Linked DNA regions of Homo sapiens: region 2 is linked to region 1. A link is a loop called in an ENCODE intact Hi-C map of the cell type or tissue named here. Cell type or tissue: ascending aorta. All regions are shown on one strand. Links, peaks and the distances in the headings refer to the core of each region. The heading gives the core; the rest is flanking DNA.

Region 1 (6,914 bases), core at 1,153-5,152:
AGTAAGAAAGTGCCCTTCCGTTCCTCCTGACATAGCTCAAAGAGACATGACAAGGCGGTTGGGAGAAGAGGAAGAGATCAGTAAGAATCCAGAGACGACAGAGCCCAAGGTCTGTGCAAAGAGCCGCAGGGAGACAATACAGGAAGTGATTAGGCAGGAGGCTTTGGCGGCGACCGGAAGGCTGGAGAATTATTGCCTCTGTAACAGGAGAGGAGGGCTACTTCCAGTAAGAAGGACCAAGACTCCAGAGGCCACTGGCACTAGAATAAGAAGAGAAGTAGGCTCATGCAGGCCCACGTAAATCGGAGGAAGGTGGAAGTTTCCTGACCGGAAGTCTAGGTGGGAGGCGCCATGTTGCGGCCCAGCCGCTGCTACTGACTCCACCATCCGGCAGTTCGTGAAATTAAATAACTGCAAATTGATGAGTCTTTTCTTTTGCATGCTGAGTCTCTCCAATGAGCACACTCATCAGTGTGAACCAAGGCTGGCAATTAATTGAATTATATTGATTTAATTGAATTAATTAATTGAATTATATTGATTTAATTGAATTAATTAATTGAATTAATTAATCATATCCATTTCCAGAAGTAATTTTTACTCACCCGCGTCTGTCATTTTAAAGGTCTGCAGTAAAAATACCAGGATTTACACAAAAGATTTGCTCCTGAGACATATCCTGCTTTTAACTTAGGCTCTGAATATCAGTTGCCAATGGTTTCTAACAATTTTAAATTTGTCTAGTGCCTTCTCCCCTCTCAACTGTCCACATGACGATATATTAATACACGTAAATGCTTAACTAATTATAAGCTCCTCAGATGTTTGATATTTCAGGCCCACAAATATTTTCTAAAGAAATGGATGGAGACCCCAGAGAGCTCCTCACTGAAGTCCCTAGTAGGGTGAATTCTTCAAGAAAACGAATAATTCCTTTTAAAATCAGAAGCACATCTTTTAGTCTGTTTTCAGTGGGTCTGGAATTCCAAATATATTTTTTCTCAAGGCAGGCTACATCTGTCTGTATGTATTCTGAGAAGGACAGGAGAGGTGGGAAAAAGGCCTTCGTGTTATTTTCTTTGGGTTTCCACTGGCCTGGGTGGAGCCCGCATACATTTTTGTGGGCTGGTAATTTTTTTGGAAACTGCTTCTAAGGCCTTTCCCCACAGATCACCTTTTGGACAGAAATGTATCCTTGGAAACATGGCACAGTTTCTAAAAGATAAACAGTTTGCATTTTTAAAAAAGTATAATTAAGTGCTGTTGCAGCTTTAGGAATGGACTTCTATATCATTGGTATAATTTCAACAGTTTTCCAGGAGACAGGCGTTCATGAGTCAAGCCTTCTGCCTTTCTGTGGGGACCCAATCCTTTTTCACATGGGACTTGGGCAAGTCTAATCTTTCTGGTTGCCATTGGATCTCACTCTTCATGGTGCTCAGTTCTTGAAGTTATTTCCTCCTTTGCCTTTTGAGCCTCTGTCCAGGTTCTCCCTCTACCTAAGAGTCCCTTTGAGATCTCTGCTTAGCATGGTTCACAATAGCTGTAAGGTGGAAACCACCCAAGTGTTCATCCATGGATGAATGGGGAAACACAATGTGGCATATCCATGCAATGGAATATTCTTTAGCCTTAAAAAGGAAGGAAATTCTGATGCATGCTACAGCATGGATAAGCCTTGAAGACATTGTGCTAAGTGAAATAATCCAGTCACGGAAACACAAATACTCTATGATTCCACTTATATAGTGTATAGTCATCACATTCACGGGGACATGAAAACATGGGCCGCCCAGTCCTGAAAACATGGCCACACCCCTCTCCCCCATCTGCTGCCTGCAGAACACTATTCTCAAGATGCAGTTCAGATCCACATCCTCTTTTCAGACCTTTCCTCAGCTCCAGGGACAGCTGGCCTCCCCACTTTGTCTGCCCTCTGTGCCCTGTAGAAACATCTAGCAAAGCCTATTTGATACTGACTCCTCTTCCTTGTTGGTCTTTGGTCTTTGTAACTGGATAGGATAGCACTTTACTCAAAATAGGCAATGAATAAATGAATGAAGGATGAATGAATGAAGATTGTATGAATGAATGATGAACAAATGTCAGGAGTCTGAAAAGCAGGTCTTCCGGTAAATGACTGGACACCTTTGATCTGACAGGTACCGGCTGATGTGAACTCTACCAATGATCCAGTTTATACTTCGAATAGCATCCAAACTTTGCCCATGGCCTCCAAGGCCCTGCAGGTTGCCCCTGCCTCTTCTGCCTCTCCTTGCTTTGCTCGCCAGGCATCAGCCACACAACTGCAGGACCTTTGTACCTGCTGCCCCCTTCCTGGAAGGCTCTTCCTTCTGAACCCCACAGCGCTGGTTCCCTCTCCTCATTTCAGTCTCAGCTCAACTGTCACCTCCTTAAAAACTGCTGGACGCCAGGAGCCCAGTCCGCATCACACGGCCTTGCTTTTTTGTCTCTACTGTTCAATTTTTCAGCCAAGTTCAAATACAAGAAGCCTCTTATGGCCAGGCACAGTGGCTCACATCTATAATCTCAGCTACTTGAGAGGCTGAGGCAGGAGGATTGCTTGAGCCCAGGAGTTTGAGGCTGCACTCCAGCCTGGACAAGAGAGCGAGACTTCATCTCGTTTTTTATTATGAATTACCCATCCCCCAGTCTCAGACATATACACAAACACATGCACACACGTCCAAAAAAACTGCAGAGATCTTAGTAGAAATAGGCTTACCATATATAGCACATCTGGGCTTCATTATGTAATAAATGACAAATAATCACTATATTGGACCATTACATGTAAGTTCTACATATTTTTAATGGCTTTTCAGCTTTTTCTCCACTTTGAAACATGGACTGTAGCAGGTGTAAATGGACTGACAGCATTTAAAATCTATCTGCTTTATGTATCATCTACAGGCAGTGGCAAGTCAACTGTACTTTTTAGAAAGTCATGGAATTCACAAACATTAAAAATAAGAATAAGGAATTGCCAGGGCATACAACAGGGTTTTCAAACATGCAAGACCTATGTATCATAAAACAGGAATGCACTTTCAGGAAAAAACAACTGAGGTGCAGCAAGGCCAGGCCGTCTGCTCCTAAGGGCCCAACTCAAGTCCTGGCACGAAGACCAGGCCAGTCCCCGGCTCCAAGTGGCTCATTTCCAGACTCTGACTGTGTTGGCATCCAAGAGCCAGTGATAACAGAGAAGGGAAACCAGTCTTAAAATGTTCTCATCTGTAGAGCTGGCCACTCCCCAAAACTCATCATAAATGTGATGTTTGGGGAGTCATTTCAGAGGGACCCATGCCACAACCAAGATGTAGGACTCCAACAACTTTTCGTGCTGTTTTTGTTCTTACGAAGCACTTATGTTTGCAGAGGGACATATTAGTACCCATGAGTTTCTAGGTTAATTTAAGGGAATTTCCTACCCTAAAACAGACAGCATGAGGCCGACCACTCAGTCAAGCAAGATGTATGTACTAAACGCCTCCTTAGCATTTGGTCCTGGTCAGGAAACCACAGTAAAAAACTGATCATCCCAGGCCACTTACTACTTATTTGCTTCATCCTAATAATAATAATAATAACAACAGTTACTTTTTTCTGAGCACCTATTAGATGCCAGCCCCTGTGCTAAATAGCTTATAGAAATTATTTCTAATATAGCAACCACACGAGCTATTATTATCGATTTCACAGATGTCAAACCTTGCCCCAGAGCCACTAAGCTAATAAACGGTGGCACCACAATTTAACTCCTTCTCTGCTGTGCCCCAAAGCCCTGGTCTGCAACACCCAGCACTATGACCTGCAACTTTTCCTTTCCTCTTTCCCCTGCCCCATTCATCCAGATTCATCCAATTTGGGCTCTACTGACTCAGAGATGGCAATATGAACTTAAGGTACCTATGAGCAATTCTTAATTTAAAAAAAATTTTTTTGGCCGGGTGCGGTGGTTCACGCCTGTAATCCCAGCACTTTGGGAGGCTGAGGTGGGCGGATCATGAGGTCAGGAGATCGAGACCATCCTGGCTAACACGGTGAAACCCCGTCTCTACTAAAAATACAAAAAATTAGCCAGTTGTGGTGGTGGATGCCTGTAGTCCCAGCTACTCGGGAGGCTGAGGCAGGAGAATGGCCTGAACCTGGGAGGTGGAGCTTGCAGTGAGCTGAGATGGTGCCACTGCACTCCAGCCTGGGCAACAGAGTGAGACTCCATCTCAAAAAAAAAAAAAAAATTTTTAAGGGCAGGGTGTCGCTATGTTGCCCAGGCTGGTCTCAAACTCCTGGGTTCAAGCGATCCTCCTGCCCTAGCCTCCCAGGTAGCTGAGATTGCAGGTGTGAGCCACCACACCCAATGCAGCTCTCAACTCTTCATTTCTACATATGCTTTCCCCATAAGTGTCAAGGAAACCATTTGTTTATTCATTTCACAAATATTTCTCAATTGCCTACTCAGCACCAAAATTCTTCTCAGCCCTGGGGATATAGAAGTTAATAAAACAGCTCATGCCTGTAATCCCAGCACTTTGGGAGGCCGAGGTGGGCAGATCATGAGGTCAGGAGATCGAGACCATCTTGGCCAGCATGGTGAAACCCTGTCTCTACTAAAAATACAACAATTAGCTGAGCGTTGTGGCACGTGCCTGTAATCCCAGCTACTCAGGAGGCTGAGGCAGAAAAATTGCTTGAACCTGGGTGTCAGAGGTTGCAGTGAGCCGAGATTGCACCACTACACTCCAGCCTGGTGACAGAGTGAGACTCCGTCTCACAAAAAAAAAAAAAAAAGAAGTTAATAAAACAGAAGTTCCTGCCCTTACTGAGCTGACATTCTAACAAGAGGACAGTGATAATACAATAAATACGTATAACTTATGGTGTGTTATATAGGAATAAATGCTAAGGAGACAGAGAAAGCAGGGAAGGAGGCTGAGAGCACCCATTCTCAAGTGGGTGGCCTGGTGACATCTGAGAAAAGGCCTGAAGAAAGTCGGAGAGCCAGCCCTCCAAATACCTGGGCAAAGAGCTTTCCAGGCAGAGCTGGAATGAGCTTCCAGAGGCCAGCAGGGTGGAAGTGCAGTGAGGGAAGGCATCTAGCTTGGCGATGAGGTCAAAGAGGTATTAGGCTTGGCGGGGAGTGGAGTTAGGGGTGACTTTGGCTTTTGCTGCAGATGAGATGGGAGCCATCGGAGGGTTTCGAGCTGAGGGGTATGAAGTAGAACTTAACATGACGCCGCCTCTCCCAGGGTTAACAGGCCCCGTCTGGCTGCTGGGCTGAGAGACTGCCGAGCACCAGTGGTGGAATCATCCGGGCTAGATGCTGGTGGCTGGGACCAGAGGGGCTGGCAGTGGAGGTGGCGAGGCATGGTCAGGTTCTGGGGAACTACTGAAGGTGGAGTCAACAGGATTTGCTGATGGCTTGGGAGAGAGGAGTCAAGGACAGTCCTGAGGTTTGGCCTGAGTAATGGGAAGAAGTGAGTTGATATGTACCAACGAGTTTGGGGGGTGCTTTGGGAGGAGTAGATCTGGGGGGACTATGACAGGCTCAGCTTGGCCACCTTAAGTTTAAGGTGCCTGTCAGAATCCACCTGGATGTACCCAGCAGGCAGCTGGATAGATGTTTTCTGCAGAGAAGAGCTTAGAATCCTAAGCCAGTCCAGAGCTTCCCAGGCTCCAGTTCCCTATAGGCCTGTTAGGGCCTCTCTCTGGACCTTTTGCCACTCCTCCTTCACCTACCCTTATCCCTTTCGCCCACTTCATTCTGGGTCTTCCCCTATATTTTTTTTCCTGGGAGAATCCTTTTGCTGATCTTAGAGTTTCCAAGAAGCAAGTAGGTGGTTTTCAGTTTTTTCTCTAATTCCCAGTGTATATTCCATCGGCCTGCCCATCCATCCATCCATCCATCCATCCATCCATCCATCCAACAAAATAAGACCTTTCACTACACCAGGCATATGTCTACATGAGAGAACATGAGAACATGACCAGCAGAGGAGCTAATTGCCATTTAAATTCTAGAGACGGAGTCAAAACATCTTTTTAAAAAATACATAAGCCCACAACCCCTTACAACAATACTGAAATCCAGGAAACTCTGAAAACTGGCAATTTTTTTGTAAATTTGGCATGGACTCACTTGGTGACAAAAGCTGGCCTGAATTGACATGAAGTTACTTATGGTCCTTCTCTTCCCCACTTCGGGTGAATATTCATATAGTTCAGTTCAGAAATACGGCTGTGTTTAGTGGGAATGCCCTGGACCCATAGTTTCAGAGACAGGCCCACAGACTCGCATTCTCCTCCCCTGCAGTTTAGTGAGTGTCCTGACAAGCAAGATGAGAACTTCCCTTGGTTTTTCAAAAGTTTCCTATTTTACAAGTAAGTGGGTACCTATGGGGGTATACTGTTTAAATGTTTGTAAATATTTAAATATATTTGTTTTATATTTAACATATATTTATATTTAAATTTTATTATATTTAAATATATAAGTATATATTATATATACATGTTTTAATATTTCAATATATATTTTAAAAATATTTAAATATTTAATAAATAGATGTCAACTTTAGAAACAAATATATATTATAAGATGTGGTTCCTTCTGGCCCCAGCATTTTATGAGCAAAACAATCACTAGCTACTATAAAAATCCACAGGTGCCGGCCGGGCGCGGTGGCTCACGCCTATAATCCCAGCACTTTGGGAGGCCAAGGTGGGCGGATCACATGGTCAGGAGATCGAGACCATCCTGGCTAACACAGTGAAACCCCGTCTCTACTAAAAAATACGAAAAATTAGCCGGGCGTGGTGGCAGGCGCCTGTAGTCCCAGCTATTCGGGAGGCTGAGGCAGGAGAATGGTGTAAACCTCGGGGGTGGAGCTTGC
Region 2 (4,000 bases), core at 1-4,000, 170 kb after region 1:
CTATCAAATACAAGAATGTTACAAAATAAAGCAGCAGCCAAGCGCACACTTGCTTCTAAGTGCTGAGATAGCCGGGAGCCAGCCAGACCATGGCCTGAGTCCCACACCCTCCCCTGACAGAGCCGCCCTCCCGGGCCCCAGACCAGACAGCTCCCATCTGCGCCTTTCCACGCCATCGCTCGGCAACTGGCCAGGTGTGTCCCAGTGGCTGCAATCCCTCCAGTACCTGTCTCTTCTTTGGCATTTCGAGGCCCCGTTCAGACCCCGCCACCTGGCTGAGTGCCCCGGCGCCTGGCCGGCTTCCCTCCCTCTCCGTCCCCCTCTGAGCTCTCAGTTGTCACGCGATGGAGCCGCTGGGGCAGGCAGATCCTATCGCCCCCACCCCCGCCCGCCATGTTAAAGCTTTCCACGGCTTGTCACTCCCTCAGAAGGAAGCCCGAGCCCCGCGCACGTCTTCCACGCGTGTATTTCCTCAAGTCTGAGACGCTCGTCTCTTTTCATGTCCTAACCCTTTTGAAGTCAGAGTCCAGCCTGCACACAGGCGCACACGTGCACACACAGACACAGAAGCTGCTCCTGAGTTGGTGGCGCTGTCCTGGTATCTCAGAGTCCCAGAACTGAGGAAATGCAGGAAACGCGCACATTCCAGCTCAATCCTACAGCCAGCCCCAGACACACCAGGAACAGCCACCCTATCTCTCTTCATCTCTTCTAGTGCCGCAGCCTGGGTGCCCTAAGCTCGTTTCAAAACCCTACTCATCTCAAGTCCTGGCTCACACGCTGCCCTGTCCAGGGCCCTTTCTGGTAGCCACGCTGGAGACCAACCTTGAGTCCCCACAGAAGCCTGTGGACAGCTCCACGGGAGCCCCTTCATCCCATCCCCCGCTCCTGGGTTGCTGACGCAGCCCCCAGGGCCCCTGTGAACTCTCTGAGAGCAGGGACTACATCTTGTTCGTCCTCTTAGCCTCTATCTTGAAACCACGGGACAGGAGGCCTGGACGATGCTGGATTAATTAAACCAGAGAGCCTCTCAGGTCAGGGAGTTCTAAATGCTGCTTTTGGAGACGGCAGGGCCATGGTGGCAGATAAGGACAGGCCAGTTCCAGCATGTGGAAGAACTGGCCAGAGAGGCTGAGGGTCTGTGCGCACAGCAAGCCAGGTATAAGAAATGAGGCGGAGGCGTGCAATTTCTATTTGGCAACTTAAAAAGTAAACTGAAACATGTACATGATACAGATGTACAATTTTTATTTGTCAACTAAAAATTAATTTTTAAAAGGAAAGGGGGCAGAGGGGATTCCCTTGGCTCAGGACGACTGTCCCTCTGGAGTTCCCTGGGAAAAGAGGGCAGGGACTCCCTAGGGACCAGGCACACTGCAGGGGGTGCCTGGGATCAGGCCGGAGACAAAAGAAATAACCCGTCGTCATAAGTGGCTGACAGATATGGGAAACGGTCTCGGAGTCAAAAGCCCCCGGCCCTCTGTGTAAGGCCTGGGGTGCAGGCAGAAAAGGGCGAATGGCAAACTAACAGCAACCCCAGCCCATGAGGAGGCAACCAGAAGGAGTGGCTGGAAAAAGGGGTGAACACAGCCCAAAGCCACAGAACTGACAGGACCCGAGGGTGGAGGACATTCAGGTAACCCCAAGATCCGGGCAGCAGGGACATTCACGACCCCAGTGTGGGAAGAAAGTGGGGATGGACGGAAGATCAGGCGCACTCATAAACCCCCGGCGCTGCGGATTCATGAGGATCTCAGGTAAAAGTACCCCCACCAAACACACGAGGTGAGGGCTGAGCACCGGCATGGCAATACTCAGGCCAAGCACGAGTGTCTGCCTGAACACCACCGCATTCCAACAAACCCAAAACAACACTGACATTAGCCCCGAGCGGCCATGACCACCCTCTATGCTTACACGCCTGCGCCTCTGCCTTTTTCGCTAGAAAACAGGAAGGCAACCCCTGTCCCGCTGGGAGCATTACAGGTGAAAACTAAATGTACATATACATCATGGGAACAGCACCAGGATGCGGGAGAACGACCCCTGCTTCTGTGGAGCTGACTCCCACACAATGACAGTGTCTCCTCGGAATCGCTTATTCACTGACCCGGCCACTCAGACCTCGGCCGACTTCCCGGCATTTCTGATGACAGGGAGTTCCTACCCAGGGCACGCAGGCGGCAGAGCAGTTATTGTGAAAGAGTGAAAGACCGCGGTTCCACTGGAGAGGGGGAGGATGGAAGCACCAGAACTCCACCGCAGTGGCCAAAGTAAACAGGAAGGTTCCGAGGCAGCGATGGGTAATCTTTGCAGCCGGCAGGCCGGGCCCAAAGTGCTGCCCAGGCGACACTGATGCCCTGGGGGCTGGCGCCAACTTGAGCCTCAACACCCACTGTTAAGGACACACCCCAGACTTGGCCAACAGATGCGAAGTTCGGGTGCCCGGCCTGCTGCACCCAGGGGACTGTGGAGCGCTGAGGGGGGCACTCCCCGGAAGGGTGGAATAACAGAGTCTCTGCTGTTGTAGTAAAAAAGGAATCACAGATTCAGTAAGACGCTCAAGCCACGTCAACGGGAGGCAAGAAGTGGAGCCCCGGCCAACGCGTTTGACTTGTCAGGTCATGATAATTTATTAGCACAGCTAAGCCAATTCCATAGCCAAGGGTAACCACCCCCCTTCCCCCACACCACCTGGACTCTTTCCTTGGCCATTAGGACCAAAGAATTGAAGCTAATCAATTAGCTGTCTCTCTAGGAAGGGTGCCTGGCTGCAGAGGTTAAGTGACAGGCTCTCCAGAATGTCTTAGAGTGAATAATCTGATTGGTCAGTGGCTCTCCCCCAACTTTATCCCAGCAAGTTCCTTCAAGGCACCAGGAATGCCTGCTGCTGGGAGGCCACTTTTTTGGAACCTCTGGAATAGACGGCTGGAAATGAGCCGGGGGGCTGTGGTCTCAGGGATTTCCACTTCCCTGCACCTCTGGGACCACCCTGACACCCACTCCCCAACAAAAGCCCAGGATAAAGGGGAACCTTCCAGGACTGTCCCGGAAAGAGCTGTCCGTCTCACTTCTGGGAAACCATCTGAAAGACAGCGGACGGAGGGATGGGCACGAGCGCTCCAAGGGCCATCTGGGGACAGTTAGGCTTGGGCAGAGGGCCTCAGCTGGGACACTGCCCTCTCTCCAGGCCAGCTGGCAGAGGGCACTTGGAACCAAAGGGCCAAAATCCCAAATCAGGCAAACCAGGCAGCCTCTCGAGGGCAGCTTCCCCGGGGCTTTCTCAACGCAGCGTGCGGTTCTCCCCAGGTGTGGGCTACAGCGGCCGCCGCCTGGCAAAGAGCCGCGAGCCAGCCTTGTTCCAACAGCTTCACACAATTCCTTCAGCCAATGTACCCCACTTCCTGCAAGCCCTGAAGGCAGGTCTTCAACAACCAGTTCATCTGAAGATTTCCCCTGGTCTTCTGGTGGGAATTCTCAATAGATGCCCTTCCTCTGGGAACTTGGACTTCGCCCAGTGGTGGAATTACACCTGGAGTTCGGCTACTGCATCTAATTCCCTCGGAGGCAACGATCCCCTCCCATCCCAGGAGAGGAGAACACTGAGGAGTCGTTTCCCCCTTCAGCCTAAATTGATTTTGAGGTCCTCCTGGGCTGAACACGTGCACGTGTGTGAGCCACACATGCACAAACAGGAAGAGGTGACGAGGCTTGGGCGATCCCATGGAGCGACGGCAACATGAGACCCAATAAAACCCCCTGCGGAATCTTCTCCCGCCAAGCCCAGTCGGGGCCCTCAGTGGTAACCACTGAATTAGAATGTAAGAGATGGGGAAAGACAGGTGCCCCTCTGTGACAGTCCTCTGAAGCGGAGAGCTGCCCACCCAGAAGGCAGGGGCCTCTCACTAACAGGTACACCGGGTCCTGGTCCCCTGACTGCTGGCACACTGGGGCTAGGGGCCAGCACCTCCACCCCTCTTCTGGCTCCATCTGTCCTCGT

Evidence for each region. Hi-C counts contacts between places; a loop is a spot of excess contacts. Peaks named below come from ENCODE experiments on the same cell type or tissue, not always from the same donor. Only the 100,000 strongest peaks of a DNase experiment are listed, where the experiment ranks them.
Region 2: it touches region 1 in a loop (3-fold over the local background); 4 of 110 quality-filtered maps call a loop at or near these places.

What each region holds. Positions count from the first base shown.
Region 1 is chr19:6,100,323-6,107,236 of GRCh38, forward strand. All of the region lies in intron 1 of RFX2 (regulatory factor X2), which reads right to left. Among named protein-coding and RNA genes, the nearest start is that of RFX2, 6.7 kb to the right of the region's middle. In ascending aorta, for the core only: no CTCF peak of the experiment used is centred there; DNase peaks (open chromatin) are centred at 3,189 and 4,674; H3K27ac peaks cover 4,000 bases.
Region 2 is chr19:6,271,703-6,275,702 of GRCh38, forward strand. The region is part of intron 1 of MLLT1 (MLLT1 super elongation complex subunit); the gene reads right to left. Among named protein-coding and RNA genes, the nearest start is that of MLLT1, 6.3 kb to the right of the region's middle. RefSeq lists an enhancer at 1,394-1,993. In ascending aorta, for the core only: no CTCF peak of the experiment used is centred there; DNase peaks (open chromatin) are centred at 139, 580, 2,349, 3,167 and 1 weaker place; H3K4me3 peaks cover 3,280 bases; H3K27ac peaks cover 3,878 bases.